2 separate regions of the Homo sapiens genome follow, and region 2 is linked to region 1. A link is a loop called in an ENCODE intact Hi-C map of the cell type or tissue named here. Cell type or tissue: endothelial cell of umbilical vein. All regions are shown on one strand.

The links. Hi-C counts contacts between places; a loop is a spot of excess contacts. Peaks named below come from ENCODE experiments on the same cell type or tissue, not always from the same donor. Only the 100,000 strongest peaks of a DNase experiment are listed, where the experiment ranks them.
Region 2: a loop joins it to region 1, with 5 times the contacts of the local background. A loop is called at or near these places in 3 of 110 quality-filtered maps.

The regions. Positions count from the first base shown.
Region 1 is chr14:56,336,162-56,344,161 of GRCh38, reverse strand. All of the region lies in intron 5 of LINC02284 (long intergenic non-protein coding RNA 2284), which reads right to left. Among named protein-coding and RNA genes, the nearest start is that of LINC02284, 29 kb to the right of the region's middle. In endothelial cell of umbilical vein, a CTCF peak has its summit at 3,876 (motif pointing right); DNase peaks (open chromatin) are centred at 1,531, 2,041 and 3,951; H3K27ac peaks cover 2,516 bases.
Region 2 is chr14:56,268,537-56,276,536 of GRCh38, reverse strand. The region is part of intron 2 of PELI2 (pellino E3 ubiquitin protein ligase family member 2); the gene reads right to left. Among named protein-coding and RNA genes, the nearest start is that of LINC02284, 38 kb to the left of the region's middle. In endothelial cell of umbilical vein, no CTCF peak of the experiment used is centred here; a DNase peak (open chromatin) is centred at 4,346; H3K27ac peaks cover 3,514 bases.

The DNA.
Region 1 (8,000 bases):
ACTGGGAGATACCTGAGAAAAATTACCCTGCATCCCAGTTCATTATGACCCTGTGGCTCATAACAAGATTCGGGCACTTTAATTCCTTTACTGGATTGTAAATTTCCTGACCATTAAGTTACATGATTAATCCTCATTTACCCCCAGTTCTCAACTTCAAAAAGAAATTAAGCCCCAGAGATGTTGTATGGGTATCCAAAATGCATTACAGATTTCCAAACAAACAAGATTAACGCCAACCCAGCAATGCTGACTCCCAGGCCTACATTTGTCTTAATGACTGTTATTCCTCAAGGCAGTAATGAGTCTTGCCACTGGGTGCTAGACTGTTGGCCACCTGAACCTCATACTTATTGCAACCTGCAGTTAAGGCCTTGGCATTCATTCAAGCCCCAGCCTTGAATCATCTGTTTGAAATTCAGACCTGGGCCGGGCACGGTGGCTTACACCTGGAATCCCAGCACTTTGGGAGGCTGAGGCGGGTGGATCACTTGAGGTCAGGCGTTTGAGACCAGCCTGGCCAACATAGCAAAACCCCATCTCTACTAAAAATACAAAGGTTAGCTGGGCATGGTGGCACGTGCCTATAGTCCCAGCTACTTGGGGGGCTGAGGTAGGAGAGTTACTTGAACCCAGGAGGCAGAGGTTGCAGTGAGCTGAGATTGTGTCACTGCACTCCAGCCTGGGTGACAGAGTGAGACCTTGTCTTAAAAAAAACAACAACAAAAAAAACCTGAAGGGTTCTGCTCCGGGAGACTGGAATCTGGAATTGCAGTACTGATGGGCCAGAGGATGCCATGCCCAGCATCACTCGCTTGGCAGGACACACTGGCTAAGCGCTCCGACTCTGGACAGACAGCTCTGAGTTTAATCTCTTGCCTGTCGTTTTTGAGCTACGAGATTTTGGGCAAGTCTCACTTCCCCCATCTGTAAAATGGAGAGACTGCCGATAGCATCTATTTCATGAATCCTGTATGAGGACTAAATAGAATGATGTTTATATATGCATATAAGGTGCCTGAAATATATTCATTGACTGTTAACTTTTAATATCAACCATGCCATTTTTCTTATTAAAATTGACATAATGATTAATCAGATTTATTAAATTGTCTAGGAGAGAGAAGTCAAACCATAAACTACTATTAGAAATAGGAAGAGTTAAGCCCAAAAACTGATCCCTTCCACAAGGAAAGCACCTCAGTGCAGATGGTTTGGAAAGAGCTCTTTGACATTTGGCTCACCCTCAAGTTTCCTGTTCATAATCACAGGTGACTTCACATGGGTCGTAACAAGGACATCCTAAATGAAAAGTGAGAAGGACCATCTCTAACAAAAGCCGGGGGAGCTCACTCACTGCGCTGAAGGCCCTGTGAATGGGTTAACCATCCTGGGGGCAGAGCAAAGCAGTGTGACAGCTTCCCAAGAAGCTATTTTTATCTTGTGTTTTGAGCATCTGACTCAAGCTGGGTAAAAGGGTTCATTTTCTCACTTGGAAAGTTTTCAAAACACCAAAGGATTTGGTCAAGAGGGAAATATACTCACTCCAGCCAAATCTTTTTCCGTGGTCAAAAAAAAAAAAAGGCCAGCAAAAATTTAATCATAAATCTGCTTCCGGCAATATATGGACCCATTCAGGGGAAGTTGTCATTTGTTTATCAGTAGCAGACAGCAGCTTCCTGCAACCAACAGCAGCTGTCACCCTGCAAAAGGACATCTTTTCATTTTCATGAAGAGTAGTGAAAATTTTAAGGCAAAGCAAATGACAAAATATTTGACTGCATTTATCTGCCTTTTGGCTATTTTTACCCCTGTGCCATGCAAACGCCTTACAGGCTTTCCTGACAACATCTTACTTTTTATTCTAGTCCTGCTTAGCAGCCAAGGCATAGTGTTGCCATTTAAATTTTACAGATGGTGAAAGCTGAAACCCTGAAACTTCAGTAACATGAACACGGTGGGGCCAGAACTGGAAACCACTCCATGGTTGATTTAAAACTACCCCAAGTCCCAAGGGAGACACAACGGTCATCAGGGAAATGGGAGCGAATACCAGTTCTGTGTCAACTTGGAGCAGGGCAAAGTGGTGACCTAGGAAAACACACAGTCTAACTGCTGATTTCTTCCCCAGTGAAGAACTTGAGGTCTATAACACAGCATCATGTGTCTGCAGCGTAAGAATTCTGTTTTCTCAGCTAAGAATGAAGTATGAGATCACATGTTTATTGCTGCCGTTTACTTCCCACAATTCCTTTTTACATATTCATACTCTGGGTATTTTTTTTCTACATACCTCTGCCAGACTATGTCGTTCTCTTCTCATCCAGAGTTACCCTAGTTATTTTGCTAAAGTACCTGATCCCATTCATTCACTCATAGATCTTACACTGAATGCCGGCCATGGGACCTAGGGCTGGGAACCTGGGGACACAAAGATGAATGAGTCTCAGTTCCTAACGTCAAGGGGTTCAGGGGCTACCAGGGAAAACCGACATGTAAAGATGTAGGTAGATCTGTAAAGAAACGTCCTGGAAACCACAGAAGTAATTGTCTCTGATGGGTGAGGAAAGGCTTTCTTTTCTCCTTGATACCTCTCCTGAGTGCCTCTGGTTGCCTCACTTTGGCATCTCATCTCTGCCCTGCCCACTCTGCCCAGTCCCCCTTGGGTATTGACATTTCTGCTAATATCTCCCTCTCTGCACTTCAGATCAGACCTCCAACCCCTAAAGTTATGATTGCAGGTCACAGAGGACAGGTTTGTGCACATAGTACTAATTTTTTCAAATATCTTAGCCATGAGCAGTTATTTTGTAGAGTAAATCAATGCTAATTCTTTAGAGCAAAGCAACATTAAAGTCTTTTTCTTTTTTTTTTTTTTCCTGAAGCACATTCTGAAGATTATAATCTACAAAGAGTACTAAAATGAGAAAGGATCCCTGGGCCTAGCTTGGTACTAATTTTTATTCATCTGATTTATAGAGTGGGTAGGTGAGGTAATGTCCTCCTCATCTCTGGACTGGGGATATGCTGACAGCTCCATCCATCAGGCAAGCTGTCAGAGCATAACGCTTCAAAGAAGCTGTTAAACAAAGGTCCAAATGGCTAACACTTCTAGGAGATGAAAAAGCAGAAGTTAACCTTAGTGTCCAGGGAAAAGTATTTTGCTCATCTAGTAGAGAAATGGATGTAGCAGTAAAGTCTTTAGACAAAGGTATTAGAATTTAAAGACAAATTCCAAATACATGCCTGGATTTCTGCTGCCTTTATGATTCTGGAAGCAATTCCTGGTTAAAATGTATTGATAAATAATCAGCCAGCAACGTTGATCTCACTGAAACTAGGATCCATCTTCATTAGCAAATTTAAGGATCACTTATGTCTATAAATATAGGGCAGAAGAAATAGAGGGGATGTAATCCAAAGTCCGCGGTTATGCCTGTCCACCAAGGAGCTGGATTGCAGCTGGTGGTCTTTAACAATTAGGGGCATGAGAAGGACAATGATCATTTACACAATGACATTAATAGTGTAGTTGGTGACCATTTTATGGTATCTTGAAGAATTTTAGGCACATACAAAACATCCAAAGGACATATTTTAGCTGCTAGGTTTAGTATATTTTCTTTCTTTCATTTCAACACCTTCAATGCCTTTCAACAGTTTTAGATCCCTCTGAGTTTTAGATCATCCAAGTTCCTCAAGGACAGAGAGAGGTTCCATTAGAGCATGACAGACTCATAGAACGACCTCTTTTGAAATCTAGGTCACACAGACAGCGAAAGTATCTCCAGTGGTCTCAGAGATCCTGGCCATGGCTCGGGGCGTGGAGAATAGCTTCAAGAATGGGGGCCTATGCAAGAGGGCCCTCAGCCGGCAGATGGCACTACAGTGTTTGGCAGTCTGAACTTCGTGCGTGCTCTTTAATAAGGGCCTTTTCTCATCATTCTACTCAAAGTGTTGTAATTCCCTCTGATTGTCTTCTCTGCCCTCATTTGACTTTGCTGAGTCATTCCATGCTGTGTCATGAAACTCTGTGCTGCTGCAGGAGACTCAGAAGAAGCTCTAAACACTTTGTGGCTGTTGGGATAACTCAACATGGGGGGCAGGCTGCCATGCCAAGAACCCCAGTGAGGGTGGCTGAGGAGAGGGTCTATGTACGGGGGTAGTGTGAACCCGAGGGTGATGAGGGAGACATAGCTTTGGGTGGCTCTAAGCCTCTCAAAGCATTTGAAGACTCCACTCTAAGTGAACCCTCCACCTCCCCACCTCTCTCTCTCTCACTCCCCTGCCCTGACCCAAAGGCTCCAAGTATCCATATTGCATGGGCAAGTGCATTCTCCTACAGGAAAGATGGGGATGCATGTCAACCTCATAAGCCCCACATAGAAGGGAGATTTCTATCTCCCAGCTGTGCCTGTCTCATTTTGCTTGGAGAAAGAAGGGGATCACAGAGGGGTGGATCACATGCTCCATAAAGGCAAATATTCTCCCCTAAAGAGAACCTCTTTGCTCCCACTGTTGGAGTTGGTGTCAAGGTGGAGTGGGGATGGGAAAGGATATATTTTTACAATCCTCTCCTAATGTCTAAGGAGGAAGGATCCCAAAGAAGATCCCCTAGTTGCTGAAGGAAGATGGGGGTGTTAAATTGATTCAGGTGGGTGGATGCAAATTGGAAGGGGGGAGGACACCTAAATTATTCTACATAATCAGAGGAGGAAAGAGATCAAGAGAAAAACTGGTGGGAGGCAGGGAGGACAAGAGAGAAGGAGACAACTAAGGTGGAGATTTTGATGAAGTGTTGTGTAGTGCAGCGTTTGATATATTCTCTTCTCCATCTTTCCAGAAACAGCCTGGAAAACCGACATTACCAAATAGTGCTTTACGAGTTCTATTGAGGTGGGGAGAAATGAAATTTGAGGAGGGGTTCAGTCTTGGGGAAGTGTTTGTGCGTGATCAAAAGGCAGGAGCAAGAACTGCCCGATGTGCTACGCCAGAACTGAACAACGTGATATAACTAGTGAAGAGTGAGGGACAGCACTCCACTTGGGTCTACTATTGCTATGGCCAAGGTCATTTTGCAGTGTCAGGGCCACTCTCCAGGTGAGTTATGGGGAGAGACCACAAAGAACCTGGAGAGATAGCATGTTTCATCCACCTCTGCTACTCTGCCAGTGATCTGAGAACAAAAGGCCCTCCCAGCCTAAAAGCAGGAATTTAGTGGGGCTCAGTGGAAGTGTTTGTTTTGATAAGAAGCTGCTTTAAAGCCACCATATGTTTGGTTTGATGGTGACACATGGCTGTAAGTGCAGCCTGGGCCCAGATACTAGCTTAGTCAGTGGTTCTCTACGTGTAGGCCCTGGTCCACAAATAACGATGTCACTTGGGAACTTGATAGAAATGTCAACTCTCAGACGCCAACCAAATCTGCCGAACCAGACACCTGAGAGGTAGGGCCCAGTGATGTTGTTAAACAAGTCCCCTTGGTGATCCTGATACATCCTGACATTTGAGAATAACTGGATTATGCAACAATTCTAAATGTTTGGTATCTGAACCCCAGTAGGGCTTGTCAAACACAGAATCCCAAAATCTCTAGCACAGACACCAGAGATTTTGGCTGTGTAAGCCTTGGGTGAGCTTGGCACCCTTTGTTTAATAAGCTCTGCAGTAATTCTTGTCCCCATCTAAGTTCGGGAACCACTAGAGCAACAGATTAAGAAGAAACTGAGTCCATATCCTGAAATTATGAGCTAATGTGGCTGGCAAATTGAACAACTTATTGAAACAATAGAGACCTTCCAGGATAAGTAAAGGAGCTTAATTAATGTTCCCAATTAATACAGGATGTCCTGCAGCTCATGGAGAGGAAGCTTTGGAGATTATACTTAGGGAAGAATTCTTCAACCTTAAGCTCAAAGCTTGACTTCAGAGAATTCAAGCAGTTATGGAATAAATGGGGCCCCAGGGAGTAACCCAGAGACTAATTCATACCTCACAGGGCAGCAGCTGTGGCCCCAAGTGTCCAATGCAGATAGGGCAGGGCACCCTGCTTCTCCAGGCAGGATCTAGAGTTCAAGAGTAGTCCTTAGAATCACCCAGGAGTTAGGAGGTGGGCACAAATGCAGATTCAGGTTCCTGAGCCCCTCTCAGGCCTGCTGAATCCATTTGTAGGATTGGTGACCAAGAATCTAAATTCCTACTGTGTGCCTTAGCTGTCTGTCATGCACATTCCAATTTGAGAACCACTGATCACCGAGTGTGGTTAGCATCACTTACACTTTGGTGAAAGGCAAAGACTATCCATGCAGTTCCAGGGTCAAAAGCTCGTGGGCCAGGCGCAGTGGCTCACGCCTCTAATTCCAGCACTTTGGGAGGCTGAGGCGGGTAGATCATGAGGTTAGGAGCTCAAGACCAGCCTGACCAACACGGTGAAACCCTGTCTCTACTAAAACTACAAAAATTAGCCGGGTGTGGTGGCACGTACCTGTAATCCCAGCTACTTAGGAGCTTGAGGCGGGAGAATCACTTGAACCCGGGAGGTGGAGGTTGCAGTGAGCCGAGATTGTGCCACTGCACTCCAGCCTGGGCAACAGAGCAAGGCTCTGCCTCAAAAAACAAAACAAAACGAAACAAAACAAAAACAAACAAAAAAAAGCTTGTGGCCTGGAGGGAGAAGCAGGGAAGATCCATCTCTCACATTTCCACCTTGGGAAGGGCAGAGAGTCCTTGGTTGTGGGTGAGGCCACTTAAAAATTAGTTTCCATGTGTAGGCAAAACACGTAATATTTGAGATATGCAATATGTAGTATTTAAATATATTAAGTTTAATATAGCTCCATGGTAAGAGTGCTTGTCTTCTGTTTAAAATATTCCCACGAGTAATGGGAAAGTAAGAAAATGCCTAGCCAGCAATATACCATAAAATTTCCTAGGGAAATTGCTTTGATATAGCTATAAATATAAGATTTCCCATAATATTCAATTTCCTCATTTCTTGTTTATTTTGTAATCCCATTTTCCTTAGCGTGTCCAGTTGAAAAATTCCTTAAGTAATAATTAAAAAGAAGTGAGCAGGTGCATGTTTTGGAGACGGTAAGGAAGGGTTGCAGTTAGGAGGGCTGGAAAGTCTGTGTTCCACTCTGCAGGGGAGCGTGCAGGAGGAAGAGAAGCCCAGGCCGAGGGGTCACGAGGGGTTACCAGCGAAAGGAGGGTGAGCCCAATCCCTGAAGCCTCCAGAAGTGGCCAACAGGAGAATGCATCCGAGTGTCCCGTTACTATTTTCACTGAGTCCCTCTCAAAAGTTGAACTGCCCACTCATCAATTTGAATGTTTTTCACCAGTTAACCCAGTCTAACAATAGGTTTTGGAGTACACATGCCTGTGATTTAGAAGTAACAAGACACTTTACATCTTTCCCTAAACATTTGCATGTCTACTTCTACAGCATAGACTTGTAGTATCTTTAAAACCCTTTTCTCCCAAGTGCAGCCTCATTAGAAGTCAACTGGCCTTCTGACTAGCATTTCAGACTCTGATTATTATACCAAAATCCATTAAACACATAAAGTCTCTTATTGGAACCTCCAATTAAACCTCAAGTCTCATAAAAGAGAATGAAGTGATTATAGGAAAGTGATCTAATACTATGCGAAGTGTTGGGAATGATAATGCTGGGAATGAATGCGGTGCCTTTTGCCCAAGGAGCTAAAATTAACAAAATCTAATTTTTCCCAATTCGAAATGATATAGAAAGGAAAATGTAAATAAAATGACTCGGAGTAAGTTCAATATAATGCTAACTTTCATTCAAGGTAAACCCATGGGTTAGTTAGAACTAAACAAATTAATTGTTCCTGGTGAGCCCCAGGGATTGGCTCACTTTCCCTTCCCTAATACCCGCTTCTGACTCCGTAACTTGTTCTTTTTAGCCCAAGAGGGCCTTTTGTTCTCAGATCACTGGCAGAGTAACAGAGGTGGTTGAAAGACGCCATCTCTTCGGG
Region 2 (8,000 bases), 68 kb after region 1:
AAGGATTTCCCTCTGGTAATGCTAAGCCAGGAGAAGAGTCCTGACCCTACAAAGGCCCGGAGTACTGGTGCCCTGGGGTCCAACATGCTGCACCTATGGAAAGCAGAAACGTGGGCTGGGCTGGCCTGAAAAGATGAGACTAAAGCCAGGACTGGGATTTGGTGGCAGTAAAAACCAGGGCGCCTAAGGCCACCAGCAGGATCATCGTCAATAAATGGGGAAGTGTAGACTTCCTTCAATTACATGAATTAGGGCTCACATGACCTTGTTTCCATGTATTAAAGTCTAAAATAGAGTCAGATTTAGGTGGTTAGGGGAAATTAAAGAAGAGTTTAAACCTGAGATCAATTTTCACTTTCCTTCTTGGGTCATGTCTTACGGAAAAGTCTGCAAGTACATATGGCATTGAACTTTTTGTTAGAAGTATCAATTGTTCAACAATATTTTTTAACATTTAAAATATGACTTTCAGAAATAGAGTTTCTAGTAAATGACAGATTCACTGACTTGAGCCAATCATTTCCAGTATTTTGGAAATAAAAGTTTCTCCAAGGCCCTAAGTTGTTTTGGAATCTATTTCCAAAATATCAGAAAGGAGAGCAGGTAGGGTCTTTTCTTGGCATTCACTATAACTTAGTTCAAACACAATTACTGTAACATAATGCTGTGACCTTACTACATCAACACAAATTTAGAAAGCTCTTTAACATCATAAAGAAAACCAGCTCAAGCAGCTTGCTGTGTACACCAGGGGTCCCCAACCCCTGGGCCACAGGCTGCTATCAGTCTGTGGCCTGTTAGGAACCACGGCACACAGCAGGAGGTGAGTGGCAGACGAGCAAGCGAAGTTTCATCTGTATTTACAGCTGCTCCCCATTGCTATCATTGCCACCTGAGCTCCTCCTGTCAGATCAGCAGCGGCATTAGGTTCTCATAGGAGCGTGAACCCTATTGTGAATGCGCATGTGAGGGATCTAGACTGTGCGCTCCTTATGAGAATCTAATGCCTGATGATCTGTTACTGTCTCCCATCATCCCCAGATGGGACTGTCTGGTTGCTGGAAAACAAACTCAGGGCTCCCACTGATTCTATATTATGGTGAATTATATAATTATTTAGTTATATATTACAATGAAATAATAATAGAAATACAGTACACAACAAATGTAACGTGCTTGAATCATCCCAAAACCATGTGCCTCCCCGGTCCGTGGAGAAATTGTTTTTCACAAAACTGGTCCCTGGTGCCAAAATGGCTGGGGACTGCTGGTGTAGACAATAATGATTTCCTATATTCACTTCTCTATTGGGCAGCTGTGATGAGAACGCAGGTCGCCACCTCTGTTCTCATAACACTGCATGTGCCTCGAACACACGTTCAGTCTTATTTATTTTTCCACCCCAGCATCAACAGTGTGGCAGGCATTCAATGAATGTCAAACGAATGAATGAATGAATGAATGAATGAACGAATGAACTGCTACAGATACAAGATGAGATTTAGAGTTTCTTTCTTCAGGTCTTCCCCTCACCTTCCCTACTTCTCACTAGCAAAGGTACCAGTAGTGACACTCTCAGCTCAAATGTTTTGAGTCTATAAAAACCACTTTATTACAGTATAAATGTTATTAGGTTAAAATATAACTGGGCAATTACAGATAAACAGATTAAAGAATTTCAGCTTTATCCAGCTGAAGAAATTAAGCCTTACTTTGCAATCCCAGATGCCCAGACCAGATGTGAGTCAAGTATTTTCTTCTCAGCTGAGGATATGTATTTTCTTACAGCTATGCTGCTTGTGTCACAGGCTCAGCTCTGCCAGCCTTTGCCATTCAGGGATGAGAACAGTTAGAACTGGCTGTCCTGCTTCAACTTACAACTCAAAACTAATGTCAGGGAGTTTTGTGAGTCTCCAGACTCTAAAACAAACATGGTTCATACGTCTAGAGAATTTTCTTCCTCTTATAAACCCATATACACACGTAAAGGCACTTATATAAAATGTAATGATAACAGAAGGCAGTATTGCAGGATAAACAATGGGTAACATGTCTTAATGGCAGCCAAAGAATTTTCATCCAAATTTTAAAGTATGAGGGAAATAAATAATTAAATCTTTTATTTGTTAAGAAGCAGTGTTAGCTCTCAACCACAAAGTGAAAGCCAATAGAGAAACTAACACATATCCAGAAAATATTAATTTATTATAGTTATGATTTAGCCCATTTAATTCAAGCTCTATAAGGCTGCTAAGTGAGCCTTTATCAACTGTATGGAGAGAGAAAATGGGATTTATCACTGTGGCAGACACTGTTGGTTGCCTTACTAATGTCCTTTTCCCTGCTGGCTGAGCTGGCTTCCTGCGAAAAAGCCTGACGACATCCACGCTAGCTCTCCCACTCTCCTCTGAGGCTAGCGCATGGAAATGTATCCACTTTCGGCCAGTGGGACTTAGGAGACATCTGGTGTGGAGCTCCTGGGGATGAGAGACACTGAGAGAGACTCCTTCCCTTCTCTGTCACTAAAATATGACATGATGTTTGGAGCTGAAGTAGACCACCTTGCAACGTGAGAGGAAGGTCAAAAGACTCTCACAGAAGTTGGCTCAGAGCCCTGACATCTTTGAGATGCTGAATCAAACGTGGAACTACCTGTCCCCAGACCTCTGGAATAAAAATCAGGGTTTTAGGCTGCTTTTCGTTAGGCATTTTGTCACTTGCAGTGTACAGCATCATTACATGGTTTGGTTCAAACATTTTCTCCTTCTGGGTTTCCTATTTCAGTCAATAGCACAACAGTCACTCACACTTAAAAACTTCATGTCACCCCTGAGCCCTCTCTTGCCACTGTTGTTCACATACAGTTAGCATTATTACCTTCATAATTAATCCAATAGGGAGTCAAAGCCGGGCTGATTTCACTGTATTAAGGCAAAAATCAAATGCAAAACAATGTGTAACATTTCACTTTTTCTCCTCAAATACAAAGTAGCTGTTGGGCAGCCAGTAGCTACAAAACTGATTTATTCCTCAAAGGAATTTTATAATCAGCTTTTTTGCAGCCCTTAACTTTCTGTCCTGAAGATGCTTTTGTGCAATCATCATGTATCATCTGGCATCTGGGCTGGCTTCAGTAGCTTGCTCAATGACCAAGAGAATGCCGTGGATGTGACACATGGGACTTCTGATACTAGGTCAGGAAAGGCTTGCAGCTTCCATTTGCCGCTCTGGGGGTTCCCAGCTGTGGGCAAGAAGCCTGACTACGTACATGCCACTAGGCTCCAAGAAGCCAAAGCCACAGGGAGAGGGCCTGGAGAATGAAATGCCACATGGGGATAGGGAGGCCTGGGAGCACCAAGATGCAGACATGTGCATGGAGAAGCCTCTGTGAGAGTGGATCCTCCAGCTCCAGCTGCCCCAGATGTGGACCAGAGACTGACTACTCAGTGGTGCCCTTCCCAGATTCCTGACCCACAAAATAATGAATAAAACAGAAGGTTTTTGTGAACTCACTAAATTCTGTGGTAGTTTTCTACACAACAAAAGACAACTGAAACAATCAGCTTACAAGGCCTACTGGTACCAGAGCACTTTTTAAAAAATCTTATGTGACTCATCACCCAAGACACTACGGTTATCTGTGTGTACGTCTTACCTACACCCAAGAGAACGGAACAGGTGTGTCTACCATGGCAGGCAGCAGTGTCTCTACACAGAGCAGGGTCTATGTTTCTAATGGAAGTGTTATGTGCTCCTGAATGTATGTTAAGAGGTTGTTTGTGTTTAAAGCAAATATGCATTTTTATTGTGATAATCTCTGGTTAGAAGACTGAGATGTGAAGAAAATTTTGTATTAATATTTAAAATGATTATAGACTACAAAAAGTATCTGTGAATCATTCAAAGTATTGCCAGAGAAGACAAAGGCCACCAAGTGTGTCACATGGACATTTTTGTAGTCCTTAATACATTTAGAGCAAGAATAGAGGGGACACTAGGAAGGCAGAAGAAGAAAATCACCATGTATGTTAGAAACTATGAGGCTGCTTTGCAAACTACATGTATGATGTATACCAAAGAGGTATGCCTTACTAGGTCTGCCTTTGTATACCAAGAGGTATGCCTTACTAGAGTCTGCCTCATTTAAGGGAATGCGGTGTGCATGCGTGTGTGTATGCATGCACGCACATACATGTGCATGCTCGCATCTGCATTTCAAATAAAATGAAATTCTTTTTCTTCAAAGGACACCAATTTTTCTATTATGAAGTCTTTCTTAGTACCAAATGACTCAGGAGTTTAATATCCCTCTTGTCTAGACATCCCGGAAGTTGACTATTATAGAACTGCAGTTATTGTTCCTGGGCCACACAATAGTCTGGCTAAATCAAATGAATGTTTTTGAAATGAGCACACTCTGCATAGTCTTCTTTGTGTGTAGATATAATTAGGGTTGTTTCTGCCTCTCAAAAATAGAGGGCCAGAGATCTGGTGTGGCTTGTATGCTGAAGCAACGTTTTCTAGATACCAAGCTGCTCTGAAGAGCTCTGCACCACATATCTGAACGTGGTGCTCTTCTCTGAGGCTGCCCACTGCACTTGCCTTTCAGGTCCCCGCAAAATGCCTGGGAAGAAAGAGTCCCTGGGGCTGGATGTGCTCTGGGATGAGCATGCATCTCCTCACTCTGCCTGGGCTCACGCGATCTGCTCTCTGTGAAGAAGTCAGAGGTTCTCTAACAGCCTGCCCGATGGGAGCAGGGCTAGGAAACGTCCTGAACGCTCTATTGGGACAGCTAGTGACCTCTTTGTCTTCTAGGTTCTACCAAGAAACGTAATGTACGCTTGTGTTCTCAACAGCCTTCTGAATGATGGCCACAACATGGCAGTATTTAATATGGCATCGCAGACTAAGTATCGGCTCCCCTGCAGATGATGATGTGTGTTTTAGGCAAGTTTATTTTCAGCCACTTTAACTGTTAAATCTAATTGGTAATTTAATATTTCAGTCCACTATAAAATCTAAATAAACAACTATACAAAATGACTACCACAGAAAGGGCCAAACGAAATTGGAAAAATAACTATACTGACCTCTCACAGTGGCTCTGGTTATGAAATACAAACTTTCTATGTCAAGGTGTATTGCTGTAGAAACATTTTAATCGGTATGGGAAAACATAATAATAAAACTGTTTGGGGGTAGGTCTGAGTGGGGCCAATGAGTTGAACCTTTGTTATTCAGAAACAACTTCTGATATTTATGTTTATGGCAGAAAGCTGCACATTTATGAGCAAATGAATGAGTTTACAGCGAGCGTGCGGCAGCCTGGAAATAACTGCTGAATGATTTTACCATCTCGAGCACTGTGCACACTGTGATGTCGGGGCAGAGCAGGGTGAGGACTAGAGGGTATCAAACGTATATGGGCAGGTACTAATTATCCCGTGAGGCATGATACTAACTGCATCTAAAATTGCATCACCTCACTGCAGTAGCCACTGATAATCCAGCAAATGCTTAAACATCGGGCAGAAGAAACATTTATATCAAACTGGCTTTCTCAATATGACTACCTGGTTTTATTCTGCTGAGCTCAAACTTTACATGTACTTTAGAAAAATGGAATAACCACATGTAGATACTGCAGAGATCAACTTGGCTAGTGGACTCTGATGCTGAAAAAAACAACACACTGGACCAGGTTTGAATCTGAGTTCAGCTACTCACCAACCATAACCTCTCTGATCTTTCAACTACTACCTTTATAATTCATCAATAAAGGGAGTCAATGTCAGTAGCACTGATTTCACTGGATTTAAAGAAGAGAAAATGATGTATATAAAACATGGCACTTTCTCCCTTCAAATATGAACCTGTATTTAGAGCAGTTCCCTGCAGTCCATAACATTTTTTTGGACCCCACTATTCTGTTTGGCTTTAAGTATATGCTAGATATTGACTGTATTAATTAGAGATAATCCTGGTATGACAAACATATTTTTCTAGAACTAATGACTATTATGTCAGGCTGACAAGTATAATTAGGCAATAAATCCTCAATCAGTCTGGTTCAATTTGCTACAGGGAAGATGAGGTCTCTGCCATCTTTGTCAATTTATGTTTAAAATATGTGTGAGTACTATTTCTAAAGAGAGGAGGTGGCTAAAGGAATTCACAATTTACGTTGCATGAAACACACTCTTTAAAATATTCTACCTTTTCAAGGAACCATATTTCAAACAAGCGCCGGAACCATGGCCACGATAAGAAAGTCACAAAGTGCTAACTTGGATTTCATCAGAATCAACAGCATTTTCTAGTAAATCAAAATCATAGGCCTATTTGTTAGAGGCAATAGCGTTGAACTCGGCCCTGGGCCACTCCTGAGCCCATCCTGGATTGGTTTACTGAGCTATTCGATAAACCCTGGTACAGAATCTATGGCACGCAAGAGTGCTGGACAGGGCTGGGGCAGGCACGCTCAATCTATCAGCAAGCACAGACACCAGAGAAAGTAAGAATATGTGAGGAGAGTCTGTTTCTAATTTGGGGTCACGCTCAAGTACAAAGAAGCTAGATCTGGTTGGTGGTACCAGTTTCAGAAGATGATCTGACTTGAATATAGTTGGGAAAACATGAACACCAAAGGCTGCAGCCAGAGAGTTGGGCAGGTGACATTCACATGCTTTGTGGACACCTGGTCCCAGGAATCCTACCATTTCCAATTAGATGAAAAGCTCCTTGAGGGTAAGAACTCCAGTCTTTTTAAACCAGCCTTCAATTCCAGCAGTGTACTGTTTCGCTAATAGTACAGATTGGGCTGAATCTCCAATCCAACACGGGCTGGCTGTAGGACTCTGGGCAAGTTACGTAAGTACTCTGGCCTCAGTTTTGTCACCTGTACAAGTGCTGGCCTTGTCCCCAGAAAGGTCACTGCTGTCTAAGAATTGAGTTTCAACTACTATATCTACCCAGTTTATGACAAATTGCTAAATAAGTGAAAGGTTCATATTGAAGTTTGTATGGATTTTTTCATTGTGTTTTAGAACGTATTAAGTCAACCTAATGTGCAATCTATTTTTTTTTTCTTTTTTGAGACAGGGTCTCACTCTGTCACCTTGGCTGGAGTACAGTGGCACAGTCACAGCTCATTGCAGCCTCAATCTCCCAGGCTCAAGCAATTCTCCTGCCTTAGCCTCTTGAGTAGCTGGGACCACAGGCGCACACCACCACACCCAGCTAATTTTTTGTATTTTTTTGTAGAGATGGGTTTTCTCCACGTTGGCCAGGCTGGTTTCTAACTCCTAGGCTCAAGCGATCTGTCTGCCTTGGCCTCCTAAAGTGCCGGGACTATAGGTGTGAGCCATTGCACCTAACCCAATCAATTCTTTTTATTGCTTTATTTGTCCCACATCTTTTGGAAAACAGGGGCAAAGTGTAGCTTTCCCACATAAGAATGCTGTGACTCAGTCACATATCTATATAAACATGTTCACATTACCAATCACACACTGTACATTAGTTACCATAAATGAAAACCAATCAGGACTTTCAAAGTTCTTCTGCCTTTTCGTCTCAGTTTTGAAAGCACACACTTTAATGCAGACTCTGATGGCACCTCCCAACAATGACTCCGTGTAGCAGCTCCCTACAAAGCATGAGACGATGCAGCAGGGGTGCAGATCTGAAAGCGTCACATACCACAGTGTGAGGCAATGCTCTGAAATCACACCCATCTCAACACACACACACAGCAGGCATCGTAACTGCTGGTCACTTCAGGGACTGATCCTGCAGTAAGGACCACCCATGGTTACCTAGAGAAAGGTAGGGAGGGCCACACTCACCTGATAAGAGATGGAGAAAGTGACCCTGAACAACCCCATTCTTTAAAACAGCATTGCATTTGCTTTTGAACATTTTATGTTTCCAGATGTGAGCAAAATGCCGCAGGGGAAGAAATGAAGGTGCAACATTCTTGTGAAATGCCAAGTGCTATA